2 separate regions of the Homo sapiens genome follow, and region 2 is linked to region 1. A link is a contact called in ENCODE Hi-C or POLR2A ChIA-PET data. All regions are on one chromosome and are shown on one strand. Each heading gives the region's core, a stretch centred on a gene start or an enhancer-like site at or near the end of the contact. The rest is flanking DNA. Distances are from core to core; before and after follow the strand shown.

Region 1 (7,743 bases), core at 2,461-4,960:
GCCAGAAGACTCTGGGTCCTTCTTCTCCTCGAAGTCCTCATTAAACAGGTCCTTCATGTCTTCATCGGGCACCGACCTGTTCAGCTCCTCGATGAGCTCCTTCCACTCCTGCTCGTTAAGGTTGAGGTCTGGCATGAGGTTGCTTTGCGATATGGAGCCGACAGTCCCAGTGATCATGCAAGGCAGGTCTTCGACAGGCTCCTGCTTCAGTTCTTTATTCAGGCTCAGAGGAAATGACTCACTGGGGTTACTGCCTCCATTCAAGTGAAGGCTGGAGTCAGCCAGACGCTTTTTGTTGAGAGAGTCTAGCCCCAGAGAGTGCTTCCCACTGGACTGCAGGGCGTCGGCTCCAGAAGGCTTGTCAGACTGACCGAGGGGGGAGGCTGGAGGCAGTCCATTGGAAGAGATGGCAACTCCCAGAGGGGCCTCCCGGCGAGTCTTCTTATGCCCAGGAAAGAGGTCCCCGTAGCCATTCTGTTGATCGCCATTCTGAGGGGAAGTGGCGCTGTCAAGATTCCTCTTAACTGTATCATGAAGATGCTGAAAAACATTGAAAAGAATGACTTAAGATACATATGAATTTGCTCTGCTATGACAGTAACAAGCCAAGGGCTGATGTCCCTGCAATGCTCGCCAGTGGGTTCTGCTTGCATAGTGTACACTCCCATTTCTGGGGACACACCTCCATTTTCCCTGACGGTCCTATACCTGGCCAGTCAGAACTGATGTCTAGCTAAAGTGCTTCTGCAGTCCTCTTTCTGCAGGAGACAGGCATGAGGCTGCCCACAGCCATCTCGTCTGGCGGTATGCCCAAGAATGGAGCCAACAAAAAAATGCCAGAGAGTACACACACACACACACACACACACATATATATATTATATATATATATATGTTTTGAGATGGAGCCTTGCTCTGCCGCCAGGCTGGGTGGAGTGCGGTGGCACAATCTCAGCTAACTGCAACCTCCGTCTCCTGAGTTCAATCAATTCTCATGCCTCAACCTCCCAAGTAGCTGGGATTACAGATGTGCACCACTGTGCCTGGCTAACTTCCGGTATTTTTTGGTAGGGACGGGGTTTCACCATGTTGGCCAGGCTGGTCACAAACTCCTGGCCTCAAGTGATTCACCCGTCTCAGCCTCCCAAAGTGCTGGGATTACAGGCATGAGCCACTGTGCCCAGCCCCTCACTTTTTTTTTTTTTGAGACAGAGTTTCGCTCTTGTTGCCCAGGCTGGAGTGCAATGGCGTGATCTTGGCTCACAGCAACCTCCGCCTCCAGGGTTCAAGCCATTCTCCTGCCTCAGCCTCCAGAGTAGCTGGGATTACAGGCATGTGCCACCATGCCCAGCTAATTTTGTATTTTTAGTAGAGACGGGGTTTCTCCATGTTGGTCAGACTGGTCTTGAACTCCAGACCTCAGGTGATTTGCCCACCTCAGTCTCCCAAAGGGCTGGGATTACAGGTGTGAGCCACTGCGCCCGGCCGGCCCCTCACTACTTCTTATTGGGACTATTTGCTTGAACATAATCTGTCTGGTGTGACACTGTGACTCTGCTTCCCATCTGCTCCTCGATGGATTCATGCCACTGAAGTTATTAAGATTCTGCCTTGTGCCAGAGACAAGTGCTGTGGGGAACATAAAGACAAAGAAGACAGCTCCTCCTCGGGTGGGCTTTCAGGACATGGGACATACACAGACAGGGCTACAGAGTGAGAGCAGCACACAGTAAGTACCCTGGGAGTTCAGGGGCGGCGATTTCAAGATAAGAACATGTCAGAAGGGATGGGAAGGGGACAGAAGACGGACTCCTTCTACTGCTTCCTCACCTGCATGTGCTGCAGTCAGGACTCAACTCCACTGCTCAGAGGGAGTGCCTATGCTCAGCTTCCAAACACATGCTGCTCCTTTCCTGTGTTTACTTTATTACGTTTTTGTCCTTTATCCCCCACCCCCAGTACCATCCCCCCTTCCCATAAACCCTAAGCATCTATAGCATGTTATTAGAAAATGTTCCAAGTAACAGCCCTCATTATTATCTTTAGACAGGATTCAGAGGAGACGGGGAGCCCCCTGTGCTAGCTTCTCCGGCTGCAGAGAAAGGCCACCTGACTCTCCACACCAACCCCAGGGGCCCAGGTGAAGTGCCCTGGCCTGGGCGTCCTGCCTGGGGCAACTCCACGGGCATCAGTTCTCAACAGCAGATTACCCACTGGACACCAGGGAGGACCATTTTCTCAACCTCTAATCCCCAATTCTAATGTTCCTGTTCTTCTTTTCCCCACATCAAGATTTGCTTATTTCTTAACTGTTAAAGCTGACTACACAGTGCTCTATAAATCCTAGCCAAGTCAGTATTTTTAAAAATCCATATATGGGTAACTAAGTCGGTCTGAAAAAAAAAAAAAATCGCAGGAATGCCTGACAAATGGAACTGCAGGGCAGAGGTAAGCAACAATCCTAGGATTCAGAACACCGCCCCACAGCTGCAGGACGTTTGCTTTACTTTCATGCAGGTTCTTCTGCTTTCTCCTGCCACCTAGGGGTGGAAGGGAACCACGCACATAAAATAGACCCTTTATAAAAAGCCATTATTTGAAAAGTTTTCCTTGTGGAAGGTAAATTCATACCCATTTAAATGGTCAGAGGAAATAAAAATTAGTTGCTAACATTTCCTTGATTTTCATCTTTTCTACCATTTTCTTTTGTTCCACAGTGCCAGGTCTGGGCTATCTGTAAACCTGGGAGCTCAGTTTTCCATCTTCCTAGGGGAAAAAGAAAGATGGAAATCTAAAGGGTCAAGGCACTTGATGAGTCAGCTGGTTGTCTCAGATTAGAAACAGAATCTTTCTTTGCCCTAACAATTACAAAAGCTACCACTCCCTCATTCAATATTCACATGCAAACAGCTGCAGACAAGTTCCAATGTAACAACTGAATTTTGTAATACCTATTGCTTTTAACCAAAGGAAACAGTAGGGCATTTTGTCAACTACTCACAAAATTTAACTGGAATAACGTAGACGGGGATAGGAGTGTGTAATGTGGTGGCCCCGGCAGATTTTTAAGCCCTGAGCATTTGCAGGAGTGTCTGATATGCAGGGCAAGGATGAGTGAGCCTTGGAGCCTGAACTCAAAGAATCACAATAGAGATGGGCAAACAGCCTGAACAGATTAAAAGTTATGTAAGAACAGACACAGAAGGTGCTATAAAGCAATACTAGACTGGCTGCCACGTATAAATACAGGAGCCTGCTCCAGCACATCTGGTACTTCTGGGTGCTCAGCTCAAAGGTTCCTGTTGTAACTACTGAAGAGTTTCTGCAGTGTACAGGGTTCCAGGAGGACCCAGTCCTGGGAGATAATATGATCAGATGCTCGTGGTCGGCTGGAGAACCACGTGTGCTCAGCCTTCCACCAAGACACCCCGCTGACCTAAGTCCCATCCTAGCCTGTGCCAGCTCCCTCGCTGGGAGGCCACACTCTCCAGGCGCCACCTGCCATCCTCTGCTCTGGGAGAGGAGCTCCAGGATACCACCACTGCTCTGAATCAAGCTGGAGCTGGCCACACCTTTTGGACTCCTAAGCAGCATCCTGTCAGTCTCTCACCCACCATGCACTAGCCTTATAGGAAGGATAATCCTTTGCCTATCTCCACTTCCTCCTTCTTCAACCACCCACCGCTGCACTCCCAGAATGCTTTGTGGCCAAACTCACCAAAAAATGACAATACCTACATGCTTCCACTCTGAGCTGACAGACACAGCTGCTGAAGACACGCGTGGTTCTTTCATGAGTGCTCCTTACACACTGGCAGCCAATGCCCCTTTCTAGCCCTACTCATCAGGAAATTTGCTTTTCCTCCTGCCTCCTCTTTTTTACCTCTTCTATCATCTTCCTGTCAGCCAAACTCCACCAGTTCCCACCCCTTAGAGCCAGCACCTTGATCTATGGCAATATGGATTACATTCCTGGCCAATCTGGAAATCAATGGGATGTGGGGAAAAGGAAGGGAGGAGTTGAGAACTGCTTTCTCCAAGGCCAGCAATGATCTTCCTACTGTTACACATAGGCCATATTTTCAGTCCTTCCTTTCCCTCTCTCCCTGCACTCCCTTCCTCTCCCTCTTATCATCTGCCACTTAATAATTCATCTTTATTATTATTATTGAGACGGAGTTTCACTCTTGTTGCCCAGGCTGGAGTGCAATGGTGCAATCTCGGCTCACTGCAACCTCTGCCTCCCAGGTTCAAGTGACTCTCCTGCCTCAGTCTCTCGAGCAGCGGGGATTACAGGCGTGCACCACCATGTCCAGCTAATTTTGTATTTTTAGTAGAGATGGGGTTTCGCCATGTTGGCCAGCTGGTCTCAAACTCCTGACCTCAGGTGATCCGCTCACCTCGGCCTCCCAAAGTGCTGGGATTACAGGTGTGAGGCACCTCACCCAGCCCTTTATTAATTTTTTTTAAGAGACAGGGTCTCACTCTGTCACCCATGCTGGAGTACAATGGGTGATGATCAAGGCTCATGGCAGCCTCAAACTCCTGGGCTCAAGTGATCCTCCCGCCTCAGCCTCCTGAGTAGCTGGGACCACAGGCATGAACCACCATAACTGGCTAATTTTTTTGCTTTTGTGGAGACAGGAGTCTCACTATGTTGTCCAGGCTAGTCTCAAACTCCTGGGCCGAAGCGACCCTCCTGCCTCAGCCTCCTAAAGTGCTGGGATTACAGGTGTGAGCCATTGCACCTGGCCTCCTTCCATCTTTTTTTTGAGACGGAGACTCGCTCTGTCACCCAGGCTGGAGTGCAGTGGCGCGATCTCGGCTCACTGCAAGCTCCACCTCCCGGGTTCATGCCATTCTCCTGCCTCAGCCTCCCAAGTAGCTGGACTACAGGCGCCTGCCACCACGCCCGGCTAACTTTGTTTTTGTATTTTTAGTAGAGACGGGGTTTCACTGTGTTAGCCAGGATGGTCTCGATCTCCTGACCTTGTGATCTGCCCACCTCGGCCTCCCAAAGTGCTGGGATTACAGGCATGAGCCACTGCGCCCGGCCTGCTTCCATCTTTAAAGTTCCCTTTTTCTTTACCACTTTTCTTGTATCCTCTTCTGCTTTTATGGTTGGTTGTTTCTAGTATCCTTTGAGAAGTCTCCCCTTCTCCTGCCCTTCTATCAAATAGTACAGTCCTCTCCCCCTTTTACTCTACATAGTCTACCTGAGAGATTTCACACATTCCCATGCCTTCAAATTCCCATGACTGAACATCACACTCAAATAAACCCAACTGTCTGGGAACCAAACGCTGATCCACTCAGCCCTTGTCCCTTCCAACTTCCCTCATAGCCCTCCCTGCTGTGCAGCATGCTGGGGTCATGCGGCTGGCTTACAGCTTATAGCTTCTCAAATGTGCCTGCTCAGTGCTGCCTGGGGCCTCTGCACCTGCTCTTCTCTTTGCCCAGAGCACCTCTTCCCTCTAACTTTTCTGGGGATGACTCAGCTTCTAATTCAGGTGGCTTATCTCCTCCATCATCCACATCACCTACCACCCACACCATAGTACTTTCTTGCTGATCCCCTCACCAGAGGCACTCATCTAGTGTCAGGGCCTAACCCGACACTAGAATGCCAAGCAGAGACCCCAGTGCCTTCGACAGTGCCCAGCACTTGATAAGTGTCTGTGAATAAATGTGCCATCTGATGCCCCACCTCTGCAGAGCTCTTACTTCTGTCTATCCGAAGACCTACTGAGCCCCTGTCCACTTGAGTGATGACTCAGATGACATCTGTCCAAAGCTGAGGCCAGCCTCTCCCCAGTCCTGTTTCCTTTCCTCTGTTCCCACATAAGACTGTCACTACCAGCCGCCCTGTCACATAAACCAGAAACCAGCCTCCCTCCCGCTCCTCCTTAGTCCCTACATACAACTGGTACCCAAGTCCTGTAGAGTCTACCTCCTTAATATTTCTTGAACCCACCCACTTCTCTCCATTCATTAACACACATATCTCTCACTTGAATTATTTTAACCATGTGTTGAGATCCTGCCCTCCCAACCTGTGTTCCTCATCAGAGTCAGAGGGACTCCACCAGCGTGGCTCACTGGGACTCCACGTGAGGGTAGGACTTACAACATCAGAAGTTTTTAAGGCAATAATTGTTAACTATTGGCAATTCCAACCCAATCCCATGGTCAACATTTCTCTCCCAGTCCCTGTATGTCCACAGGACACTCGGGAGCCCTGACCCTCTCTTCAGGTAAAGTAGGTCCATTTCATGAAACACTCAAGTTTTCAGTGACTTGAGGAAGGGAAATCCATGTCAAGTAGCAACTTGTTAATTTGATAAAGCACAAATCTGAACCAAGTGCTGTAGGAAGAAGTCCTGACTTAAGTCATGTGCTTGCTGACCCCTCATTTCCAGTTACTTATGATGTATTCCCAGTTAATCATTCTTAACCTATTATTCCCAGTGAATTCAGGATCTCACTCAACCTTCAAAACAACCCTAGAGGATGAGCATCATTGTTCCTGTTTTATTGCCACTGAAACTGAGAAAATTACACAAGGTTTCCTGAGGTTTGATGTCTCAAGAAGGATCCCTTCTGAATGCTGGGGTCTGCTGCCGACAGACTCCCTTTGTCAGAACAGACTTGGTGAATTGATCCCACTTCCGAGAGTGATGCCGAAAGAGAAGCTTGCATGTCAAACACCAGCAGCAGGACAGAGTGAGTCAGTTTCAAACCGTACAAATAGGAGCACCTTCGTGAAGCGCAGATACCCAGCAGCTGTCATTACCAGAAAAATGAACTGTGCTGTGAGGAAATCCCACATACCAGCGCCACAAACAATCTTTGTAATTTTTTTTTTTTTGAGTCGGAGTCTTGCTCTGTTGCCCCAGTTGGAGTGCAGTGGCACGATCTCAGCTCACTGCAACCTCTGCAGGTTCAAGCTATTCTCCTGCCTCAGCCTCCCGGGTAGCTGGGATGACAGGCGTGCGCCACCATGCCTGGCTAATTTTTGTATTTTGAGTAGAGACGGGGTTTCACCATGTTGGCGAGGCTGGTCTTGAACTCCTGACCTCAAGTGATCTGCCCACCTTGGTCTCCCAAAGTGCTGGGATTATAGGTGTGAGCCACCGCGCTGGGCCAGTAAAATATTTTTAAAAAAGAAAAAAAAATGGTCGGGTGTGGTGGCTCACGCCTGTAATCCTAGCACTTTGGGAGGATAAGGCAGGAGGATCACTTGAACCCAGGAGTTCAAGACCAGCCTGGGCAACACAGTGAGACGCCATTTCTAAAAAAAATAAATAATTAGCCAGGCACAGTGGGGCATATCTGTAGTCCCAGCTATTTGGGAGGTTGAGGTGAGAGGAACACTTGAGCCCAGGAGGGAGACTGCGGTGAGCCATGATCGTGCCACTGCACTCCAGCCTAGGGGACAGAGAAAGACCCTATTAAAAAAAAAAAAAAGAAAAGAAAAAGAAAAAAAAATCAGAGAACTGTCTAAACGTTCTAAAATTCCTGCTAGTAAAATTCCCACTTTTAAAGACATTATTTGTCTTACTAGTTTGGAATAGTCACTGATTTAGAATACAAACCACTCAGCATGATAAGAACTAAAGATCCCTATAAGCTCCATTCCTGTCACTGAATCCACTTGTCGAGGACATAGAGAAGGTAAGTTCCAGTTCCGGTATTTTCCAGAAAACTCTGTAGTTTGGTGCCTAAACGTTTTCACATCATCTT
Region 2 (7,743 bases), core at 2,660-5,159, 530 kb before region 1:
GACTTCTGCCTTTCCCAATTCTGCCCTTCCCTGCCATGTCCTCACATGAGCCTGTCTGCCCAGCATGGCTGACTAGTTCCAGAATGGAAGCCCTGTCTGGGGGACCATCAGAGTCCATTGTTGTGGGTTTTCAAACTCCATTTGGGCCTGCAGTGGCCTCCATGGCCCTAGAGTTTCCAGACCAGCTCTGCCCCTACCTCCCCTGGGTATGATGTTACAGGCACCTCCCAGTAAACGTCCCCATTGGTTTAAGTGCAGTTTAGTTTTCTACAACACACAGCTGGGACAGCCCCGACTTACACCCTCTAGCACATCTCTGGGTCCTTGTAGGGGAGAAGGGAAGATGTGGGTTAGTGCAATGGGGGGAGGGCAGGCAAAGTGTTGAGGGGACAGAGGCAGTCAGCATAAGGACCTACACCATCCCTGCTGCATGGGCCGCACCCAGCTCTTCCTGCTTCTGTCCTTCTCCATGCCACTTCCTACAGAACCAAGGCAGACAGAAGTGAATCCCTTGCCCAGAGGAGCACAGCTGACAAGAGTCGGATTGGAATCCAGGCCAGTCAAGGGTGGGGGATATCAGGATCACAGAAACCCGTTGGCACTGTGGCTGCATACACAGCTGGCCTCCGGACAGGTCCCCAATGCCCCAGGCACCCCTAGCTCCTCCACCCCGCTGTGCTCTTGTCTTAGTCTGTTTCTTATTCTGTTGCTTATAACAGAATACCTGAAACTGGGTAATTTACTTTAAAAAAGAATTTATTTGTTACAGCCCTGGGGGCTGAGAAGTCCAAGGTTGAGGGGCTGCACCTGGTGAGGGCCTTCTTGCTGCTGGGGACTCTGCAGAGTCCTGAGGGTGGCGCAGGTGTCACATGGCCAGGGGGCGGAGCATATTCACAGGCCAGCTCAGGTCTTCCTTCCTCTTCTAATGAAGTCACCAGTCCCACTCCGGTGATAACCCTTTAATCCATGAATCCATCGACAGGTTAATCCCAACCACGCTTAGAGGCCCCACCTCTCAGTACTGCCACATTGGAGATTAAGTTTGAACATGAGTTTCATTGAGGATAAACATCCAAAACAGCTCATCCCAAATCTAAATGTTTCTTAAATCAACTAATCAATTAAAAAAAGAAAACCTCTCTGGGCTGAACAAGGCGTATCAGTGAGCTAAAGCCAGCCTACATGCCTGGCAGTGCCAATCTACCTCAAGGTCCTCAGAACTCTCCAGTCCCCTCACCTTTCCCTAAGACCAGGTGACTTGTGGCTCCCTGAACACAGCAAGCAGGTCCTCACATCTGAGCATGTGGGCCTGAGCGCCCTTTCTGCCTAAGTCACAGGCCCAACACATCCTGCTCGGCAGCCTCAGCAACAACTTCCTCCTGCCCAGAAGGCCTTCCTCAATTGCTTCTCCCCACCATAGGCCGGATCAGGTGAGACGTGCTCACGTGTCACACCTGGTTCACGTATGTCGTGGCAGGATCTTTTCACTTGGAGGGTTCAACCAGGATTCTTGGTGCTGTTCCAAGGCCCCCCTCCCCACCCTGTCACCTCAGCTTTGTGTCCATAAATGTTCACTGTATTTCATAAACCAGAAAAAAAGCAGTGTCTCTGCAATAAAAAGAACTCTTACAGAAAACTTAGTGTGAGATATGTATAGCTGTGTACATATGTACACTGATTTTTGGTTACTCACTTGACATGATGTGAGTGCTATGAAGTTAGGCCTGGAGTGCTGGGAACTGGTGTCCCCTCTGTTTTTTTGTTTTTATTTTTTTGAGATGCAGTTTTTGCTCTGTTGCCCAGGCTGGAGTGCAGTGGAGCAATCTCGGCTCACTGCAACCTCTGCCTCGTGGATTCAAGTTATTCTCCTGCCTTGGTTTCCTGAATAGCTGGAATTACAAGCACCCATCACCACGCCCAGCTAATGTTTGTATTTCTAATAGAGATGACGTTTCACCATGTTGGCCAGGCTGGTCTCGAACTCCTGGCCTCAGGTGATCCACTCACCTCGGCGTCCCAAAGTACTGGGATTACAGGTGTGAGCCACCGCACCGCCTTCCTAATGAGAAGCACCCATCAGTGCTCCTTGGTGGAACCTCAGATCTGACAGCTAGGCTTTTACTCTTTTCCCATAATCCTCGATCCTGACAATTTCTGGTTTCCTGTTCTCTCTCATGCACTTGAGGCAGGTGGCAGGTGAGTCTGAGGTAGCGACAGGTGTGGGCCCTCCTCAATGCAGGCCACACTGTGACGTAGAATTTCAAGCAGCGATGAGCCATGCTCAAATTTAGAAAACTCCCTCTGGTGGCCAAGGGGGACACCATGCTGGATCCGTTCCTCTACCCCACCCCTCCTCTGAGGCTCTGGTGCCTCCAAGCGGCCTGGCCCAGACCTCAGTGCCCTTGGAACCTGGGTCACAGGCTAGCTGCCCTCCCCAAATTCTGCAACCACCCTTCACGCCACCCAGCCCCTTACCCTCCCCATCTGCAGAGTCCTGTTCCTTCTCCCCACTCTGGCCCTGGCCACTCTGTGGATCCTGGTATTGTGTTACTGCTGTTCTACACCACACTCACCATTTGTCAACCATTGTTCCCACTCTTCTAGTCCCCAAAGGCCGGCTCTCCACGGTTTTCCCCATGTGCCCAGCCTCAGTGCCTCTCTTCCTGCTTCACTTTTCAACGTAGATCTGGCAACATCCCAAGCCCCGGCCTCTCCCATCCTGTACGACCCCCAGGCCGCTGGTACCTGATCCAGCCTCAAAAGCAGCTCAGAGTCAACGGGTCCCAGTCCCTAGGGGGCTCTGAGCAAGAGACTCCTCGCCCCGCCCCCCACTCCTCTCAGAGGCTTGACTGAGCACCTCCCTTTTTTTTTTTTTTTTTTTTTTTTTTTTTTTTTTTTTTTTTGAGAGAGTCTCACTCTGTCACCCAGGCTGGAGTGCAATGGCGCAATCCCGGCTCACTGCAACCTCCGCCTCCCAGGTTTAAGTGATTCTCCTGCCTCAGCCTCCCGAGTAGCTGGGATTACAGGCGCCCGCCACCACGCCCAGCTCATTGCTTCGTATTTTTAATAGAGACGGGGTTTCACCAGGTTAGCCAGGCTGGTCTCGAACTCCTCACCTCAGGTAGTCCACCCGCCACGACCTCCCAAAGTTCTAGGATTACAGGCGTGAGCCACCGCGCCCTGCCGCACCTCCTAATTTTTAGATGTTGTCAACTAAGTGATCCCGCCACCAAGCGCAGTCTCCTCCTGCGTCACCGACCCACCGGGTCACCTGTCTACACACCGCCATCTCTTCGCACCCCCTCCCCCTCTTCGACCCGGCTTCTGGCCTCACCCACACCCCCATAGACCCGTTCCTCCGGCGCCGCAGCGAGCAACCGAGTGCGAGGCCCGCCCCGCCTACCGGGCCCTAGCACGCCGGGCTCCCGGACGCCAGGCCGGCCTCCCCCCGCGATCGCCCCGGGCTCTCCCCGAAACGGGCGGGCTCCCGTGCCGCTCCAGTCGCCTCACCGCCACAAGCCTGCACCTGCAGCCCGAGGCCCGGCTCCCCGCGGACCCCGCGGTGTGAGCCCCGCGCGCCTCCAGCCCGGTTCCCGGTCCTCCGGGCCACCCTCTCCACCGAGCTGCGCCCCCCTCGCAGGGAGAGCGGGCTCAGCCGGTGGGCCGCGCAATGCCTGCGTCTCCAGCTCACCGCGTGCACTGCGCGCACCCGAGCGCCATGGCCACTCGGCCCGCGCCACTGAAAGGCCCGGGGGCGAAGAACCCGCGGAACCCCGGCCCAGGACCTCGGGCGCCCGACCCGGCCCCCGACCCCGCCCGCGCCACCCTCCATCGGCCCGCCCCCCAGGCGCCATTGGCCGCGCCTGCTCCGCTCTCCGCGCGCTGATTGGTCGGCGCGAGGGTCTGTCAGACCGGGCGCCGCGGCGGCGGCAGCGGCGGAGAAGGGAGCGGGACCGGAAGGGTCGCAGCGCCCCGGCGCCCCTCACACCCACTGCGGCGGCGGCGGCGGCGGCGGCGGCGGGGCGGAGCGGAGCGGGGCGGGCCGGCGGCGGAGCCGGGGCCGCGGAGCCAGGAGTGACTAGCACGCAGCGCCGCCAGTCCGCCCGCCCGCCCTCTCCCCGTGGCGCGGCGGCGGGGAGGCGAGGTGAGCCCGGCGGGCGGGCTAGGCCTGGCGGCGGCTGCTCGGGCCGGGCCCGCGGGGAGGGGCGGTGAGGGAACCGCGCGGCCGGGGGCTTCGGGGCGGGCCGGGGGCTGCGGGGCCCTGGCAGCCGCAGCCGTCGCCCCTGTGCTGGGGGATGCCGCAGGCGCCCCCTTCCGCCCGGCTGTCAGCAGCCCCGGGCTGCGGGCCTGCTCACCGGCCTGGCCCGGCCGACCTGCCCGTGGGGTCTGCGGGCGCCATCCCTCCCGGAGGTGGGGCAGACAGCTGCACTCCTGCGCCGGGTGCCCAGGGGCCCGGGGTCGCGTCCCCGCGACCTTGGCCAAGGCACTGACCCTCGCTCTGCCGCGGTTTTGCCTTCGGGAAGGTGGGGAAATGTCTCTTCTGGACAGGGTTGTTGTCAGGCTGTGTGAATGTATGCAGACGCCTGGGCAGGACCCCGGTGTGCATCTGTGGAAGACTGGGCAGGGTGCTGGCCCGTGCTGGTGTGAGTGGTGTAGGAACCCCCTCCCCACCCGCCCAGCCTCCCGCCTCCCCGCGCACTCCTCTCTTGCCTTGTCATTGCACACTCGGTGTCCAGCAGTGCCAGAGGGGACCCAGCCCGAATCCCTTACCACCGCGCCCCTCCCCCAGAAGACTGCTGCCCCGTCCCACTCATCTCGCCCGCCTTGAACATGCCAGCCCGCATTTGCCCCAGGACCTTTGCATTTGCTGTTTCCCCGTCTTTGGAGTTGTCTCCGTGATCTTGGCACAAGTAGCTCTTTCTGCTCCTTCCTCTGGTCAGATGTCTCGTTTTGGGTGAGGCCCTCCTCGACCACCCTCTTTCTTCCCTTAGTCATGCTATTTCATTATTTAAAAAATTTCCTTCCTAGCTCTCATCTGGTTTGAAACTATTCTATTTATTTGCCTGCTTATTTTCTGTCTCCCCGACTAGGATGTAACTTTGTGAAAACAGGTAGCTGTCTGATTTGTCCACTGCTTTATCCCCAGTGCTTAGAAAGCACACAGGAAGTATTCAGTAGTATCAGCTCAATGAATGAATGAATGATCAAAGAAATGGCCCAGCCTGCCTGTTGTCTCTGCTTTATCTGTTCATTTAGTGACTTCTGATTAGCGTGTGAAACTTGTAAGCAGATGGAAGCTTGTTCTATTTTGTGAAACATTTTGGTGTCCTTGACCCCTTTAATTGCTAACTGTTGGAACAAGCTGTGATATAAAATCTCACATTTTTATAATAGTTTAGCTGTAGCTTTCTTCCACACATACAAGAGACATTTACTGAATTCTGCATTATCTAGGTCATGCTTTCTGCTAGACCCTACGGACACAAGGCAGATAGCAACGGGGTCCCTTTCCCGAGAGAGCCCAGGAGCCCAGTAGAGAAGGCAGGCATGCAGACACTTAGTTCCAGGACTGTACAACCCTTGCTATAGGGGAGGGGCTATGCCATGGAAATGTGGAGGAGGTGACAGGTGGTGCTGGGGGGCCTTGAGGGTGATAAGAAATTTGCTAGGCAGGGAGAGGCACAGAGGTGTGAAGGAGCAGGGCCAAGGAAGGACCGTAGGCCACTGTGGAGTTGAGAATCAGTCTGGAGGGCCAGGTGTAAGGACACAGAGTCGTGGGGACCCTAAAGAACAGGAACCTTACCCAGCAGTTTTCTAGAAGAAGGTGGAATTTGGCTGGGTGCCATGGCTCACGCCAGTAATTTCAAGACACTTTGGGAGGCTGATGTGGGAGGATCACTTCAGGCCAGGAGTTCAAGACCAGCCTGGGCAACGTAGCGAGATCTGTCTCTACAAAAAATTTTAAGAAATTAGCTAGGTGTGGTGGCATCCACCTGTAGTCCTAGCTGCTTGGGAGGCTGAGGTGGAAGGATCCCATGAGCCCAGGATTTGGAGCCTGCAGTGAGCTATGATCACACCACTGTGCTCCAGCCTGGGTGACAGAGCAAGACCCTGTCTCTAAAAAGGAAGGCAGCACTCCACATTTGTTCTGATTTTTAAATGTTGGCAATAGCTAATTAAATTTTTTTTTAATGCTGTGAGCCAAGCCAAATACAGATTCATTCAGCTTGGTTGCAGGATCGTCATCCTCCAGGACTGGCTGTGTGGGAGGGAGGAGCTGTGAGGAGAGCAGGAAAGGTAGCCTAAGGCCAGGGGAGCCAGGCCCTGTTTGCCCAGGTGCCAGCCCAGATACTCATTTGATTGTAACTGGAGCCCTGTGGAAACGGAAGCTCAGGAGTCTAAGTAGTCTGTTTCTTAGCAAGCAGCTGGTGAGTGGAGTTCGAACCCAGATCACTTCCCAGATAAGGATTCTTTCCTGGGTCCCTCAGCTCTGAGTATTCTCTTTTGGCTTTTAACTTGTTCTGGAAGAATGACCACCAATCTATTTAATGTTTTCCTCCATTTAACTTTTTTTTTTCTTCAAAAGGATCCTGCAGAGTTAAAAACAATACTATTTTTGCATAGACTTCTCTTTTGACAGCTTTGATTTTCCTGGCAATTTAATTTTCAGGGTGCCAGGACTTTAATTTGTTCACAGATTAAAATCTGTTTATTTGGTCCCGTAAATAAACAACAGAGGGGATACTTGAATGTGTCTAAGATAAAATATTCTTAATTTTCTGGATAAAGAAAAGGACCAGACAAACCAGTTAATAGCGAGTAAACCAGTTGTTTTCATGAGGCATAAGATAAAACAGAGACCAGATTTTTTTTCTTCTTGAGACTATTGATTTGCCAATAGGGCAACTATTTTTGGTCTACATACATACAGTAGTTACACCTCACACTTGGTTAGGAAGGTGCCATTTTTACATAATTTTCCTTCAGAATAATTAATTCCTGATACTTTGTACTTGATTGTATGAACCAGTTTCAACATCATTCTTTTTATTTTAACTTTTATTATGGGAACTTTCAAACATATACAAAATAAACAGAATAGTGTCCTGCTTTAACAGTTATTAACTCCTGACCAATCTTGTTTCATCTCTAATGGTATCCACTTGCACCCTTACCACCCATAATTATTTTCAAGCAAATCCTAAATATCATGTCATTTCATTCATTATTTTTTGGGATACTAATTACACAGTGGGTGCCCAGTAAATGTTTGGTAAAGACAAAGCTAAATGGGAGAATAAATGTGGTAGGGTAGCTCGGAGCAGTGGGTAAGATCAGGACTTTGAGTCAGACTCCCAGTGGGTCTGCTGCTTATCTGGGTGATGTGCAGAAGCGATTGCACTCATCTGTAAAACATACGGGCACAACCTCAGGGTGCTCAGGAGGTGTACAGTAGTTATACTTCACACTTCGGTAGGTCTCTAAAGGTACTGACTCTTTTAAAGTTGAAAAAGTAATAATTGCTTAATATCATCAAATAACTAGTCAATATTCAAATTTCCAGCTGCCCCATGAATTTTAGGTTTCCTTAATAGTTTGAAAGTAGAGCAAGAGAAGGCCATACGTTGTTGATTGGATGATACGTCTTTTAAGTTTCTCTTAATCCATAGATCCCCCTCCTATTTCTTTGTTTTCTTGGTAGTTTATTTGTTGAAGCAATCGAGTTGTTCCTTAGCATTTCCA

The links. A loop is a pair of places that touch in the nucleus more often than their neighbours do. ChIA-PET counts read pairs that join two places held with the same protein, here RNA polymerase II (POLR2A). Pooled maps may share reads with other maps.
Region 2: a loop to region 1 is called in a pooled map, with 5 times the contacts of the local background. The contact joins the promoter of MAPK9 here to the enhancer-like site in region 1. A Hi-C loop is called at or near these places in 1 of 37 single-sample maps with no recorded cell type and 5 of 50 pooled maps. POLR2A ChIA-PET finds 5 or more read pairs at or near these places in 1 of 52 experiments (activated CD4-positive, alpha-beta T cell).

The regions. Positions count from the first base shown.
Region 1 is chr5:179,758,123-179,765,865 of GRCh38, reverse strand. It overlaps MAML1 (mastermind like transcriptional coactivator 1), which reads right to left. Exons shown (of 5, transcript NM_014757.5): 2 at 1-540. Among named protein-coding and RNA genes, the nearest start is that of MAML1, 29 kb to the right of the region's middle. RefSeq lists an enhancer at 5,539-5,618. Within about 2 kb of position 3,710, at least 11 of the 41 ENCODE cell types and tissues checked have a DNase peak (open chromatin) inside an H3K27ac peak, as active enhancers do.
Region 2 is chr5:180,288,249-180,295,991 of GRCh38, reverse strand. It overlaps MAPK9 (mitogen-activated protein kinase 9), which reads left to right and starts at 3,909. Exons shown (of 12, transcript NM_002752.5): 1 at 3,909-4,144. It overlaps LOC124901151 (a long non-coding RNA gene), which reads right to left and starts at 3,760. Exons shown (of 2, transcript XR_007059085.1): 1 at 3,692-3,760; 2 at 739-1,021. RefSeq lists an enhancer at 2,789-3,431 and silencers at 3,354-3,693, 3,704-4,073, 4,204-4,393.